Linked DNA regions of Mus musculus: regions 1 and 2 are each linked to region 3. Evidence: chromatin loops called from intact Hi-C (ENCODE). Cell type or tissue: heart. All regions are shown on one strand.

The links. Peaks named below come from ENCODE experiments on the same cell type or tissue, not always from the same donor. Only the 100,000 strongest peaks of a DNase experiment are listed, where the experiment ranks them.
Region 1: a loop joins it to region 3, with 3 times the contacts of the local background. A loop is called at or near these places in 4 of 42 quality-filtered maps.
Region 2: a loop joins it to region 3, with 4 times the contacts of the local background. A loop is called at or near these places in 30 of 42 quality-filtered maps.

What each region holds. Positions count from the first base shown.
Region 1 is chr4:63,228,705-63,233,704 of GRCm38, reverse strand. It overlaps Col27a1 (collagen, type XXVII, alpha 1), which reads right to left. Exons shown (of 61, transcript NM_025685.3): 4 at 1,860-1,913. Among named protein-coding and RNA genes, the nearest start is that of Col27a1, 16 kb to the right of the region's middle. In heart, no CTCF peak of the experiment used is centred here; DNase peaks (open chromatin) are centred at 46, 1,024, 2,364, 3,554 and 1 weaker place; H3K27ac peaks cover 2,874 bases.
Region 2 is chr4:63,156,547-63,161,546 of GRCm38, reverse strand. It overlaps a transcript of Kif12 not described here. Among named protein-coding and RNA genes, the nearest start is that of Ambp, 4.9 kb to the right of the region's middle. In heart, a CTCF peak has its summit at 2,405 (motif pointing left); a DNase peak (open chromatin) is centred at 2,406; H3K27ac peaks cover 779 bases; H3K27me3 peaks cover 751 bases.
Region 3 is chr4:63,305,328-63,310,327 of GRCm38, reverse strand. Col27a1 (collagen, type XXVII, alpha 1) reads right to left here. Exons shown (of 61, transcript NM_025685.3): 36 at 3,589-3,642; 37 at 699-806. Among named protein-coding and RNA genes, the nearest start is that of Orm1, 37 kb to the left of the region's middle. In heart, CTCF peaks have their summits at 2,505 and 2,718 (motif pointing right); DNase peaks (open chromatin) are centred at 1,717 and 2,727; H3K27ac peaks cover 1,026 bases; H3K27me3 peaks cover 901 bases.

The DNA.
Region 1 (5,000 bases), 77 kb after region 3:
TTCCATAGATGGAGTTTCTTGGAGCGGTGACTGGGGGCTTGGGGATTCCCCATCCTTCTTCAGGCCCAGGGAGTCTACAGGGATGCAGGGCTCTGTGTAAACTAAGGTAGGACCCTGACCCTCCCAGGGCCCAGCACTGCTGTGTGCATAGAGGCACCAGGACTGTTTAACCCAACCTTCTGTTAGCTATGGGATCTACGGAATTTCCAATGTAGACACAGAGTGGGGCAGGTAGAGAGCCTGAAGCATATCCAGAGTCATCCAACCTGCAAGGATGCTCCAGAATGTAGGGCCTTGTTTCCATAGGTAAGGAAACTGAGGTCAGAAAAAGGGATGGACTAGACTCCCCTAAGGTCAACACAGCTCCCTGGTAGGAAGCTTTCCTAGACAGTCACCCAGTGACTCTGCTAGGCAGCATGTAAGATGGAAGGCCTATCTCCTCCTGAGGCGGTGGGGACCCAGGCCGCACTGATAGAAAAACCAGCACAATGGACACTCAGGAACGTGAGGGGGCTATTGAATCAAACTGCCCAGGCTCAGCCCTCGCTCACCTCTGGCATTTACTCTGACTTTATCTAATGGAGTTGTACCTTTGGGAGGTCTCAGTTTTCTCCTTTGTAAAATAAGGAGAACTCTAGCACCTATTTCCCAGGGTGCTTGGGAAGGCTGGAGGTATCCTGTTCATGCAGGTTAGCCAGCAGAGCTCTGGGAGTGGCTGTGCCAGGCAAATTGCTAAGGAGCTCCAGACAGGGAAGGTCAGCAGAAAAGGGGTGGAGTCTCATCTGAGCTGCAGATAGAGGACTTTGCACGGAAGAACTGCCTGGCAGAGGATGCTAAGAAAAAAGCTGGCAAAGTCTGGGAACTGGGATCAGCTCGCCTGGACCTGGAATGTTGGGCCAAAGTGCAAGACCCTGACACCTGTATAGTTCCTAACTAACCCTGGGCATGCACCCCAGCAGGTTCTGCAGCCAAGAGAAAAGGCAAATCAGATGGAAGGTTCCAGAATTCTGGGCTCAGGGAGACACAGCCAGGTCTGGAAAGAAACAGGGCCTGAGTTAATTACATAACTAAAACCAACTGCTGGGCTTAGAGCTAAAAATATGTAGCAGGCAGTTTCCTCCTCTGGTGCTTGCCTGGCCCTTGTCATGAGGAAAGCTCAACCAGTCTGAGCTAGGATATGAGTGCCATTGGTCCCAGCCAGGAAGAGATAGACTTCCCTCTCAGAGGACCCTAGGCTCCCAGCATTTGGGAAGATCTTGGGCTGCAGTCCTGATATTGCTAGTCACGCCTTATCCCTGAATAAGGATGCCCACTCTACCCTGTAGAGGCCACAGCTGGGTGGGGCTGCACGGGCAGCATAAAGTGACAGGCAGGTACCATGTATGGAAGTGGCTGACCCTCAGACTTGTGCTTCCAGCAGCTACTGCAATCCAGCTGACCCTGAGCCACACTCTAGCCTGGGAGTTCAGCCCTTCTCTGGGGCCACAGAACTGTTCCTTCAGACACACAAAGCCACTATGGCCAGGCGGAAGTGGGAGGAGGTACCCCAGTGTCCCATCCTCCCACACTGGGGTTTCCAGGTCAAGTATCTGCTTATGCAGATGGACTTCAAGAGTCCCTGCCCTAGGTCACCATGCGCAGTACAAGTCGGAGGGCACAAAGTCATTATTGTCACACACCATGTGACAATGTGACCATGTGACACCATGTCCACCCCAAAAAGACACAATGGAAAATGGGTACAGAAAAGGGCAGGAAAAGGTCTGTGGCTCACAGCAAGCTGGGGCACCATGGGCAGTGGAATGCAAACTAAAGGTCATCCAGAGCCCCCAAAGGACACCCAGCACACCGTAACTTACCCGAGGACCTCGTGCGCCCGGAGATCCAGGTAATCCTGGAAGCCCAGGGGGACCCTTGAAGAGGAAGCAAGAATAGTGTGAGACAATGCCAAGGTACAGCAGAAAAATACAATCATTAGTTAATCAACAATCCTGTCCAAAAATCCCATAGCTATGAAGAGGAATTCCTTGAGTTCTCTGCCTTGGGGGACCCATGCTTATTGGTGTTCTCAGGGTCTTTCACAGTTATTGAGGCCTTGTCTTTTATCACTCAGCTAACTTGTTAGGGTGTCATCTCTTCTAGGAAGCCTTCTTGACCTCTCTCTCTCTCTCTCTCTCTCTCTCTCTCTCTCTCTCTCTCTCTCTCTTCCTTTGGGGAAGTATCTGTTTGGAAGCCTGGCTCCCTTAGCAAATGGCAGTCCCCTCAAAGGCACTAACACAGAAAATGAGTCATCCTACCCCTAGGGCTCTGCCAAATGTCTGATAACACAAAACAGCAGGCAAACTCCAAGCTCAGCCAAGTTCTCTGCAGAGCCAGGGCAGAGAAGGGACTCAGCCAAGGTCACACCAAGCATCCTCGCACCACAGAGGGACATGGAGCACAAAGGGCACATGCAGGGACTTTGAAACAGCTGGGCTTGGGGTCAAATGGCCTTGCTGCCACTCATAGCTGGGTGTGGCCACTGACATCCTGGCCTGTGTAAGGGCAAAGGTCCTTGTAGGATTCCTTAAAGACAAGAGGTAGTATGTTCCTACTGCCTCGTCTGCTCCAGAGCCTGCACTGAAATGCCCATCTGTTCCCGTGGGGTCCAGCATCATCACAACTCCCTAAGAAGTTACAGCAAACCCCCATAACTCCCTCTGCCTCAGTCTTCCAGGCTAATCCCCAGGCTCATCCTTGTTCAACAACATTTAATGTCTCCTCACTTAGTACTGAGAAAGGCCCGGCTGGGAAGTGACTGAGATACACCTGCACGGTCTCATCTCGGCTCCCTTCCCATGAAAGCAGGCAGTGGGCTGCTAACTCTGTTTGCATCCTGATTTTTGCACAGCATGCTGGGACTTCCTCCTGCCCGGGGTCTCAGCTTCTCCCTTTAAAATGCATGTAGTAACTAATGACCCATCTCTTCCACCCCAAAGAAGAAAATGAGATTAGCAAACGTGCATGCAAGAGACTGAGCCTAAACTCCTCAAAGGAAGCCAGGCTTTCTAGGAGTGCGAGGCCTGGGAATTCATTTGTTTCGAATAACCATCCACGAGATTCCAGCTTCCCTGCCCTGCCCGAGTTAGAATCAGTGTTAAAAACTGTGTTCATTCTGGCTGGCAGTGGATCGCGCTCTCACACTGGGCAGCTCGACTCTGCTTGGCTCGGCTTGGCACACTGGCCTGTGAACACTCTGGGACTCTCTTTCCCTGAGATTCATAACCCAGATCCAGACAGTGAGATAGCACCAGTTAGTCACTGGTCACTGGACAGCCCTATGAGAGGAAGAAGGGTCACAGAATGGCCTCAGGCAAGTACCAACCTGCTCTGAGCCTCTGTGTGTCCCCAGCCAAGCTGATAGTACCCTCCACCCAGTCCACATCGATTTGGGACTGGGTCCAGACCGTCCTCCTCTCTAGAGGCACAGGGTACAGCATAGGCTGGAGGTCACACAGGCACAGCACCCTGCCATTCAGAGGTGGCTTTATGCCAGCGGCTTTCGCTCCCTCGCCAAGCCTGGGTTTCCATGGCTGTCCAATGGGGATAATAATAGCTCGTCGCCACGGATAATCTATAAAACGTGCTAATCCTCGTGCCTGGCATGAAGCTGATGCTCAAATAGCATGAGTTGTTATTTCTGCTAGGCAACCCCCCTGGGATTTCCCCATTCAGCAGTATAAGCTACACACCCCTTGCTACTGTTTTGGGGAGAGTAGTGTCTTTTTTTCCAGTAGGCCCTCCTCCTTGGCTCAATTCTCCCAGGCAGGTGACCCACAACTGGAGGAAAATGCACAGCCAGACGAATCCTGAGCCTGAGCCCTTCCAATGGGTTAAAAAAAAACCAGAGACAGATCAGAGATTCAAAGCATCTTGTCTAAGGCCACACAGCTGGCTGAGAGCAGAGGGACAGGGCCACCCTGGACAACTTCTTCACAGTCAGTGCTGGACAGTTGTCTCTGACTAACCATGTGGCCTGTCCTAAATCCCTTCCCTTCTGTGGCCACCTGGAAAAAGAACACACCCGTCCTTGCAGGTGCTGGCATCTTCGAGTTGGGGTTATCAGGTAAGCGAGTAATGAGACCATTCCCATTTGCCAGAAAGCCAAGCCGTGCTGAGGTTACAACTGCAGAAGCCTGGATGTATCCTTCTGACATTTCCAGAATCTGACCTCATCTAACACGTCTACGCAGCACACCCCAGGCCAACTCAGCATCTATAGCTCATCTTGGTAAGGTCAGCCTATGGCCTGGCTCTTGACACAGCAATCCAGCTGAGACATAGCTACCACCTGCAGCCCACCAGCCAGGGACCTGGGTCACAGCTGCCCAGCCCAGCTGCAGCCATGTGCCTGCCAGACTCAGTGTTCACTTTGTTGGCTCGGCCAATGGTGGGTGCTCTGGCCCCTCTGCTCCATCTGAGTGAGGCCTGCCTTTGCACAGTGGAAAACGTGGCTGTTTCTTTCCAGGCCCACAGCCTGAGCGGGGGAGCCCAATGAATCATGAGCTGGGGTGGGATTTTTCCACTCCACACTGGAAACAAGGAGGCCTCTGAGAGAGCTTGCGTGGGGGAGGGGCAGGGGCCGCAGGCCTGTCTCTGTCCAGGGAGTGCAGGAGGCCTGGGCCAGGGTGCATGCACACACACAGAGCCATGGAAACATGAAATAGCCCTGCAGGCTTCCCCTGGTGTCCTGACCTCCTGTAGCCAGTCCATGGGGATCCCACTCTTGAACAAGACCCCCACCCCCTCTTTTTGCCAGATGCAGTGGGGCTCTGCACAAAGTGTCAGACCTGCTGACATCTGCCTCTGTCAATCAGCAGATAGGGAGACATTCTACAGACCTGGGTTCTAGGGGACTGGGTTCAAGAGTATAGGCCTGAGTGCATTGCTCTGGGTTGGGTGGGACCCTATTCTGTGCCTGTCCCTTGATGCGATCATAGATGTCTACAGAGCCCCCAGCC
Region 2 (5,000 bases), 150 kb after region 3:
ACCCAGGGACTTTTTTGTTTTGTTTTGTTTTTTTGAGACAGGGTTTCTCTGTTTAGCTCTGGCTGTCCTAGAACTCACTCTGTAGACCAGGCTGGCCTCGAACTCAGAAATCTGCTTGCCTCTGCCTCCCAAATGCTGGGATTAAAGGCGTGCACCACCACTGCCCAGCCAGGGACTTCTTCAGACTGAGTCATTGTCAAGATGACTCAGCAGATAATGACATCTCTCGCCCTTAAATCCTTGGGACGCATATGTAAAAGAGAGAACCAGTTTCTGAATGTTGTTTCTTGATATCCACATACATGCATGGCATGTGTATACTCACAGATGTGTACAGACATGCACACAAAATAAAGAAATAAGATGTTATTTTTTCAGAAGAAACCCTCCAGGCTTCTCAGTGAGGCAGGGCTGTATAGCCCCAGCTGGAATTCCCAGATCTAGAGTGGAAGGCAGTGGTGTAACTACTACCCTATGGATAGGGCTCTGAGGAGGCAGATCGCAATGGTCCCCGGGCTCTGGAGTCTCAGCAGGCTTTGCTCTTTCTCAGATTCCATTTGTACATCTTACAAGATATGGGAGCATGGGTGAAGTATTCACCTCTTTGAGACTCAGTTTCTTCTGTGAAGTGAGGATAAAGTTAGTTTATCCTAGAGGAAGCAAAGTGTCCACGGGGACGATAAGATTAAACGTGGATGCACCTGGATGGACCTGTCATTCCTGCAGCTGCCTAGAGAGAACTGGGCTAGCATCTGGCCTCCTGCTATTACAGATGGTGATGTTATCTCTGTTGGCTTCTTCCTTCCTTTGTGGGATGCCCTGGACACTGATAACCCAGGGACAACAGGAGCCAGTCTGAGAAGAGCCAGGACAAAGTTTCCACTGCCTTCCAAGATAGAAGCTGGAGAATCTTTACTTCTTTCTTGAGGAAAGTCCAGTGGCACTTTCTAAGGAGCCCCACTTGCCTCATGGTTGCTGGAAGGAACAACTTCCCCCCTTTCACATGTGTTAGGGTGCATTCACATGGTCAGCCTGAATGGAGAGGGCCCTAAGTGTTCCCTCTACGGAAAGACAAGCTCAGCCTGCAAAGTGCAAGACAGTGACAATATGTTCTTCCTGAGTACCCTCGAACACTTCACAAGTTCCTTCTGGGGCTCTCTTCCTGTTGCTAGATGCCGGTGTGACAAGCTCTGTCTCCAGGACAGCTGGATCTCTGATTCCACAGTGTCCCATATTCTCTCTCTCTCTCTCTCTCTCTCTCTCTCTCTCTCTCTCTCTCTCTCTCTCTGGGTGTGTGTGTGTGTGTGTGTGTGTGTGTGTGTGTGTGTGTGTGTGTGTGTACGCGCACTCTCATGTGCTTGGGGAGACCAGAAGTCAGCCTCAAGAAGAACTCCCAAGTGCCATCTGCCTTGGTTCTGAGGCAGGGTCTTTCACCTGCCTCACAACTGGCAGTGAGCTCTTGGAATATGCCTGTGTTCACCTCTCAGTACTGGCATTGTAAGTAAGCGCATGAACGAACACACACACACACACACAGACACACAGACACACAGACACACACACACACACACACACACACACACCTCTGTGGGTTCTGAGGATAGAACTCAAGTCCTCATGTCTGCGTAGCAAGTGCTATACTAGCCACCCTCCCAGCCCCACAGCGTCACACACTCTAAGCCGTTTCTTCAGATTAAGCCACCAGCTTCCTGCAATCCCAACTGACCCATCTCAGGTCCCATCCACGAAGCCCAGCTCTCTCCACAGAACGAGACCCGTGGTGGGCTTTGTCATCCATCTTTATATGCATCTTTGAACTCTGAGTCACCATCACCCCACTCCAATCAGAACAGAATGCAGAGCCATAGCAGAGAGCGACAGATAGCAAGGGTCACTAGCATTCCTGGACAGCGTGGCTAAGAGGTCTTGCTGGTTTCCAGGGCCCAGGGTTTGGGAGGTCAGCAGAGAGCCTTGGTGCCTGGGGAGTCAGAGCTGGGTTGGTAATAGTTACTTGCAGGTGGCCTCCAACACCTGATCTTTCAACCGCAGTTTCCCTCTCTGTAAAACATGGCTACCAGCATAGTAAGGTCCTGAATAGAGATTTAAGAGAGACACCTGCAGGACACTCAGGTCTCCTGGGTGTCTGACAGCCTGGGTTCCCAGTTCCTGCTTCCCAGCAGAATGCCCCAGGGACTTCAGTTTTGTTTAAGAGCCTATCTCAACCTGCAGCCCTTTACCAGACCTGAGGACTGGCAGGCCAAGGAGGAGGCTCACAGGGCAGTTAAAGCTGGTTAGAAGGAAGAAAGGAAGGCTCTATCTAACCTTGGTTTTTTTCCACAGGCCTTCCCTGCAGGCCTCTGAGCCCCTCCTTGTCTTTGCTTTCTGCAAGTCCTCTGCTGCCCCCAGGTGGACAAGGGACAGTCATGCGTATGACAATCGGGTATGGAGTCGGACAGGCTCAGTGCCATGGGCCTTAGCATTGTGGCTTCCTCAAGTCCACACGTTTGGGAATATTCTCACAAGTGTGAACCATGCATTGTTTCAGCTGTGTCACTTGAGTAAGCACTGTCCCACATGGATGTTTAGATGAAACTGCCAAAGCCAAGAGGGGAAAGGACTGCGCCTGTAGTCCCCTGCGTGTCACTGGACTCTGATACTCAAGTCTCCAGCTGGCCCCTCCATCTCCTTTTCTCGACAAGGTCTCAAGCAGCCCAGTCTGGCCTTGGGTTTAGTGAGTGGTTAAGGATGATCTTGAACTCCTGGTCCTCCACCCTTAACCCCTCAAATGCGGCCATCATGGGTCTGTGCCGCTATGCCCAGCTTATGTAGTTGCCGGGACTCGAACCCTCACACATGCCAGGAAGGCACTTTACTGAGCTAGATCACCAGCCTGGCTTTCTATTTGGCACAGAGTGGGGAATGAAAAGCAGAGTGTGGAACTCAGATGGGCCACGAGGAGCTCCTCTTTCCTCACCGTCATAGCGTCCACCCCTACTCCCACTTTCCATGGTGACTCTGAAAGGACAGCCTGTGACATTAAGCTTGCCTGCACCCACTGGCCTCTGTTCTGCCCTGTGCCCCTGAGGTCCTCACTTGTTCAGTAACAGCTTCTGATGACCGGTCCTTCCCTCTTCCTGGAAGCCGCCTGGGTACTCACTGTCTTCCAACTCTTTCCTGTCTCCCCATTGGTCTCCTGCACCCCAGATGCACTCTCGATCACTTTCTGAACATAAAGAACCCTGTGCCTTCAGGGCAAGGAGCAAGCCCTGGGCCCTGGCAATCCTGCCCGTCCCACCGGCCTAGGCACTCCCCTCTGTCTTCCATGCTCCCTGACTAGGGAGATGTTTTCAACTTAAAATGTTTTGGTGTGTATCTGTTTTATGTGCATACACATGTGTGCACACGAGTGCGAGTGTAGGAGTCAGAGGACAACATGCAGGGGTCAGGCCTTTCCTTCTACCAAATGGGTTTCTAGGATCAAACTCAAGTCAAGTCAAACTCAGCAAGCACCTAAACCTACTGCGCCATCTCACCTGCTCTGGTGTGTGTGTGTGTGTGTGTGTGTGTGTGTGTGTGTGTGTGTGTGTGTGTATGTGTGTGTGTGTGTGTGTATGTGTGTATGTGTGTATGTGTGTGTGTATGTGTATGTGTGTGTGTGTGTGTGCCTGTGTGTGTATGTGTGTGTGTATGTGTGTGTGTGTGTGTGTGTATGTGTGTGTGTATGTGTGTGTGTGTGTGTGTGTGTGTGTGTGTGTGTGTATTAGATCCCAAGTATAATTCTATCTCCATTTTCCTTTTCTTGGACTTTTGTGACTGTGTTCTCAATGCTGAGGTGACACCCCTTCTGGGACCTCATTCCCTGTGCACTCCTGTCTTCCATGTCCACTCTTGGGGTGAATCACTCCCATAGCCTCCATACCCTGCTTTAGACCTATCCTCGTTTGTCTGCCTCCTCCTCAAAGCATGTCAGGGTCCCTATCCTGTTCCTAATGACAAGCTTGAAATAAGGAGCACTTGGATAGCCATGAAGTGGGAGTGTGGGTGTAGGAACAGGTCCGTTTATGTGCCACGTGGGCTGTAAGCTGAGTGACCTTAAATAAGGCCCCATCCCCACTGTGTTCATCTGAAAACTGAGGCCTTTGGTCCCTGCTCTGCTGGGAACCCTTGAGGTTACTGGGTGGGCAACATTCTCCCACGTTCAGATCATTCCAGAATCCTGATGATGCCTATAATCTTTGCCCCGCCCCCTTCAGCTTCCACATTCTACTCTGAGAGACAAAGGAGAAGAGGGGATGGGGGTCCCACTTTCCATCCCTGTAGCCCCTGTTAATGTTTAAGAGTGGTTCAAAGTCCAGGTGGCCTCGGCTGAGGTCCCTGTGTTTGCTCTGGTTAATAATCTCAGGAGTGCAAACATCTGCAGCAAGGACAGAGAGCAGCCCTCTTAGTCATTCAGGCTTCCTCTCCCACCCCACCTTAGCCCGTGGGCATGTTGTGCACCCGGTAAATCAGCAATCTGAGCCATCCTCCCAGCTCCTCCTCACCCAAGCATGTTGTCAAATGAGTATATGGGCTTGTCCCCAATAGTCTGAGATCAGAGCTGGGGTCCCCTCAAGTGCCCTAGGCTTTCCAGCCTGCCAGCAAGTTCAGAAAGGTCATTTGGGAGAGGCTAGAGAGATGGCTCAGCAGTAGCACTGGCTGCTCTTCCAGTGACCTCAGGTTCAATTCCCAGCAACCACATGGCAACTCACAATTGTCTGTAACTCCAGTCCCAGGGCTTCTGACCCTCACACAGATGTGCATGCAGGCAAAACACCAATGAACATAAAATATAAAGAAATTATATGTACGTGAGAGGTCATTTTGGTGCAATACATGTAGCCCAGGTAGTGGGACAGACCCTGGAGTGCCCATGGACATTCACAGAATGTTTTCAAGTGTGTCCTCAAGTGATCCAAATGGCAACTGCTCTGTTCTCTAGTTTATAGATTACAGAAGAAAAA
Region 3 (5,000 bases):
AGTAAACTTCCAAGCTATCAGTCAAGTATCAGAATGTCCTACCTACCACACGTCTTTTCCCCCACAGCCTGTATAGGCTCTGAATTCCAGTGAGTCCACTTCAGACAGGATGTACATGCAGGGGTTCAAATCCTGGCTCTGCCTTTTCTTACTGTGTGGTCTGGGCCAGGTTCCTTTAACTGTCTGAGTCTCCCAACCTTCAAGGATACTAGCTAATTAAAGAATGGTCTGGAAAGCACTGGCATGCTGTCTGCAAACACTGAAACAAAATAGGTTCTCTCCTCTACCAGGGGCCCAGCGCCCAGGGAAGATACTCATAGTGTTTGTGGTCAAAGTCCTGAATGACCCTGAAAGATAGAGACCTCGCCAAGGGTCAGGGATGGCTTCCAAGGGCAGGAACTGTCTCTGTGTGAGGAGGACTGAAGGCACACAGGGGTATAGGAACAGGAAAGAAGGGAGAGTGTGCTCAAAACAAGAGGAGCAGGTGCAAAGGCCCAGAGGTAGGGCAAGCTCGTCCCAGGAGACGAGAAAAAAAGGCTGGGTATGGGGCTGGAGGAGATGAGGTTACAGGGCCACACGGAACAGAGTTTCTCCTGAGGGAGCAGGAAAGAGGCAAAGTAGAGAACTTCTCGGGAGGCCTGGACAGCTATGAGCATCCCTCACCCAGAGCCCCATGCTGCTGGATGCTCCACACTCACCGGGACGCCAGTGATGCCCGGGGGCCCAGGGGACCCATCCTCTCCTTTCAGCCCTTCCTGGCCCTTTTCACCATGCTCGCCATCGGGCCCTGGGTCGCCCCTGTCGCCCTGGATCGGGGGGGGGGGGGCAGGAGGAAGACAGAGAAAGAGAACATTAAAAACCAGGTCATCAAAGGCCTCAAAAACCTCAGGCAGCCTGTTAGTTGCCGACATGCCTTCGGTACCGGAGTCATCCTCACCAGAGCCTTCCCTGCTGGTACTTGTTTAGTGTTTGCTACCAATGGGGAAACTGAGGCAGAGCTAAGTCAAGCCAGTTGGCCCCAAGTAGGTACAGCTAATCTGCAGTTAGCACCAAGTCCTGGAAAACGGGGCCCCAAGGGAGGAGTTCTTGTGGGTAAGGAAAGTGTAGCAAGGACTCCCTGAAACTGAGGACTCTAAGAGCCTTACCTATGAAGCCCCTGCATGGGCTTCAGGAGCCCAAGGCTCAGGTGTCTTGGGTTCTCCACAGCACTGGTTTTGCAACATGTCATGGGTATAGCCCTTATGGGTGTGTGTACTCTAGCTCTGCATGCCAGCCTTGCCATCTTTCCCTCATGCCCTGGGCAGAGCTGAGCTGCCTGAGCTCCACCAGGACAGGGTGTGGGCTATAGTTCCAGCAGCAGTTTCAGGATCAGGGACTGTCTATCACAAGCTCATCTCCAAAGGGATGATAGGCAAGGAGATTGCAGCATGTCTGTGTGGCCTCGCTGTGACGGTTGCAGGTCCCAAGAAAGAGGGCAGAAGGTCCCATTTAGAGGAAGGGGGTGCAGGGAGTGGCCTTGGATAGGAACAGTGCTGACAACTGCACACGGGGCTCAGAGCAGCCGTGGGAGAAAGGCAGAAGGAATCTGATTTGGCCTGGCCAGGAAGAGAGAGTCAAGATACAGATGTGGTGGCTGGAGCCTGGCCTTTGGGCAAATGAGACTGGCATGTAGAGTTGTAGGTACTTTCCAGCTTGGCCTGGGGGACAGCTGTAGGTGTCACATGACACAGGCCAGCTTTGAGCAGCACTGGGCACGAGGATGGCTTGTATGGTCCCTTTCCACTGAGCCTGTCAGAGTCCCAGCACAGCCTGGCACAGAGACCTGCTGGCCCAGATCCGGCTCTCAGAGACTCCCCTGGCTCTGAGACTGAGCTTCTGGCTTGTCATCTTGGCCACCTGCTGTCTCACTTGTAGGCTGGTTGCTCCAGGTAGCCAAGCTAGGCCCAGGCCCTGGCCAGAACCAGTCTCCAGTGACTATTCATGGTCTGACTCCTACACAGCTGGAAACGGGGTTCTGTGGGGCCCATGAGAATGGGCTGTAAGAGTCTCTGGAGGTATCTGCCAAGGAGCAGAGAGCCTTCTGGGTGGCCTCTCTCAATCCTCCCAGTCCACAGATTGAAGAACTGAGTCCGTAGAGAGGCAGGGATCTGAGCTCAGGGGACCGAATCTCCCTCACACCCAGGTCACAATCCTTTCACTACTCTCAGTAACTCTGTAACTCTGGCCAGGTCCCTCGTTTGTATAGGTGGAACACAGAGAGACCGTGCATCTTACTCAGCACAGCCCGGGGCAGTGTGTGCTAAGGGTGACTGCCACCTCCACTGTTATCAACAGAGATACTGCACATGAGAGCTCTGTGAAGTGCTGCGACCATTGGAGAAGCAGCTGATTGCACAGTGGTGACCCCTGGACGTGCAGTATAGGAAGCAGTCTCTCCCAGGACCTCCCAAGGATCAGAAAGATGCTAGGCACCCAAGTGACCAGTCTAGTCCTAGGACAACGGTGTGATTGGCTTTGGAAGCTAGAGGCAAGAACTGTCAAAAGCAAGAAGTAGAGAGACTGTGCAAAGCCTGGACCTGTCCTCCTGCCCCCTGGGGCAAAAACTCCAGGACAAAAGTGGCCATCTAGGAAGGGATGAGGAGGCTGTGACCCCCCCCACCCCCCAGCTGTACCAGGAGGCTGCAGAGCTGGGGCCAAGAGCAAGCGGTTAAGTGGCCGGCAGGGGGCGCGCTTTCACTTGCAAGGAAAACAGAAGCGCTGACAAGGCACCCAGATGAAGTGTTCTCTGGTCCCTGGGTGACTGTGAGGAGCTTAGGGCACGGAAGCCTGGCTCTGTGGCTGTGAAATTGAGACTCAGAAAAGCTGAGGCGCTTCTGTAGATCTGTGGCGGGCAGGTAAGAGGGTCATACACGATAGGGGGAGTCTCTCTGGGGTTCTGGTGTGACCAGGTCAGCACAGAGAGCCTACCCGCGGAGCTTGGATTGGGGCAGGCCGGGGACTGAGGGTGGGGCTGTGCCTACTTGATACCTGCAGTTTCTATGCATCACCGACCGACCTGGGGCTCAGATGAACATCATCAGGGAACAGCAGTGCCCCGGAAGCGCCTGCAATCGGCTGATCCTTCACTCACAGCCAGACTCTGAACCTTGTCTTCCTGTGAGCCTCATTTTCCCCTTCTCCTTCGGAATGGATGTTGGGTATAAAAATACTGGGCTGTGTGTCTACAGCAAGCTTTTTAACTTCTCTGAGTCTGTTTCCCCATCTGAACATTGAATTCAAGCATCAACGGACGTGACTCATAGAGGGCACAGCATCGATCGATCGTACCTGGCAGCCTTGGGACTAGTTCCCCCTGAGTGCTGGCTTATGAACCCCTGGTGATGGTCAGAACTTTTCATCTTTAAGGGCGTTATGAAAGAGAGGATATGAAAGCCCCAGGTAGAGCAAGGGCAGCCTTGAAACCCTGCTGATTCCTCCACCCCCACCCCACCTCCCTTCCTCTGCCGGGGAGAAGCTGCTAATTCAGTGTTCTGAGGGAACTAGAGCAGGGCTAGAGGCCATTCCCAGATCCTGGCCCAGACAACTCACCTTCAGCCCATCTGGCCCCACAGGGCCATGGTCTCCCTCAAGGCCTGGCTCTCCCTGGGAGAAAAAGATGGGGAGGTATTACTGGGTAGCAGCGCAAGGGGCGTTCCCTCCCCACTTGCCAGGGTCAGGAACCCACTGGCTCTCAGAAGCTGAACAAGTGGATTTCTATGGGGCAGAAGAAGGGCCACAGAGCCTTATGGACCAGGTACCTGCTGTTGGACTGGGGAAGCCAGTTGGTAAGAATGGTTTCTGACAATGCCAACCTCAGCATCAGCAGTGTTTCTGCAACCTCAAGTAGGATCTTAGTTTCTATAGGAATCCCTTTCTTACCTGGAAAACATGGCTCTCAGGGAAGGGGATGACACACTCAAGGGTGTCAGCCACCTTGGGCCTCCTTCTGAGAGCTGAAATAAGTGTTCCTGGAACCTCATCTCACATGAGGAATGTAAGGACAATTGGTAGACTTGGGTGGGTAAGTTCTAGAAAGATGCTAAGAATGCCAAGGCCCTCTTTGATGTCCCTGCTGGTCCTCCCCGTGCTGGAAAAGCCCCAGTTCTCCAAACAGCTGCCAACCTAAATTGGTATCTCCCTCTGGTTTTAGAATTTAGAGCTGTCCAGAGGCAGAGCTAGGAGGGGACCCAGGTTGGCAAATGCAGGAATGGCAAAGATATGGCAAGTGAGCAGATGCTGCTCCTCTTGTACCCATGGCAGACATCAATAATCAATCCACCAGAACATCAGTTCCCTTAGACAGGTCTTCTGTTACTCACTCTATGCTCCCATGCCTAGTACACTGTGTGTGTTAAAGGAATACTCATCTGCCTCTCGAACTTATTGAGTCTAGATGGGGCCACAGGACCTTTCTCAACACTATTTTCTAAGGAGACTCAACTGATCAAGCTTGGTGGCCATGCACAGCTAGCATTTCTGGACTCTAAGCTCTCCTATGCTGCCTAGGGCCTTCCCTCTCTCTTTGCCTAATTTTGGATAAGTTTCCCTCTGGAGACTGGGTACTGGGAACTTGGGGCATCATAAGGAAGAGAAGATGGAGGGAGGCTGAGATGGGGTGAGGACCTGGTGCCCTGAAGACTGCACAAACTCACTCACTCTTGAGCCTTTCCTGCCCCATCTGTAAGGTGCTAAGGATACGGGCTGTGTCCTTACAATTCCCATGAGTCTACATTCACAGAGTACAGAGAGGGATGCTAGGATCTCATGGGGCTTCTTAGGGCAAGGCAATCTCATGGGTTTCATTTGGAAAGGTGAAGGCTAACTGTAGAACAGTTTCGGAAGGGGGACATATTTGAAGGAAAGTATCTGGAGGTTAAATATCTCTGTGGTGATGCTGGGTACCCAGGGAGACTAGTCAAAGCTGTCAGGACTCCTCGGCTGTTTCCACAGTTGGGGAATCT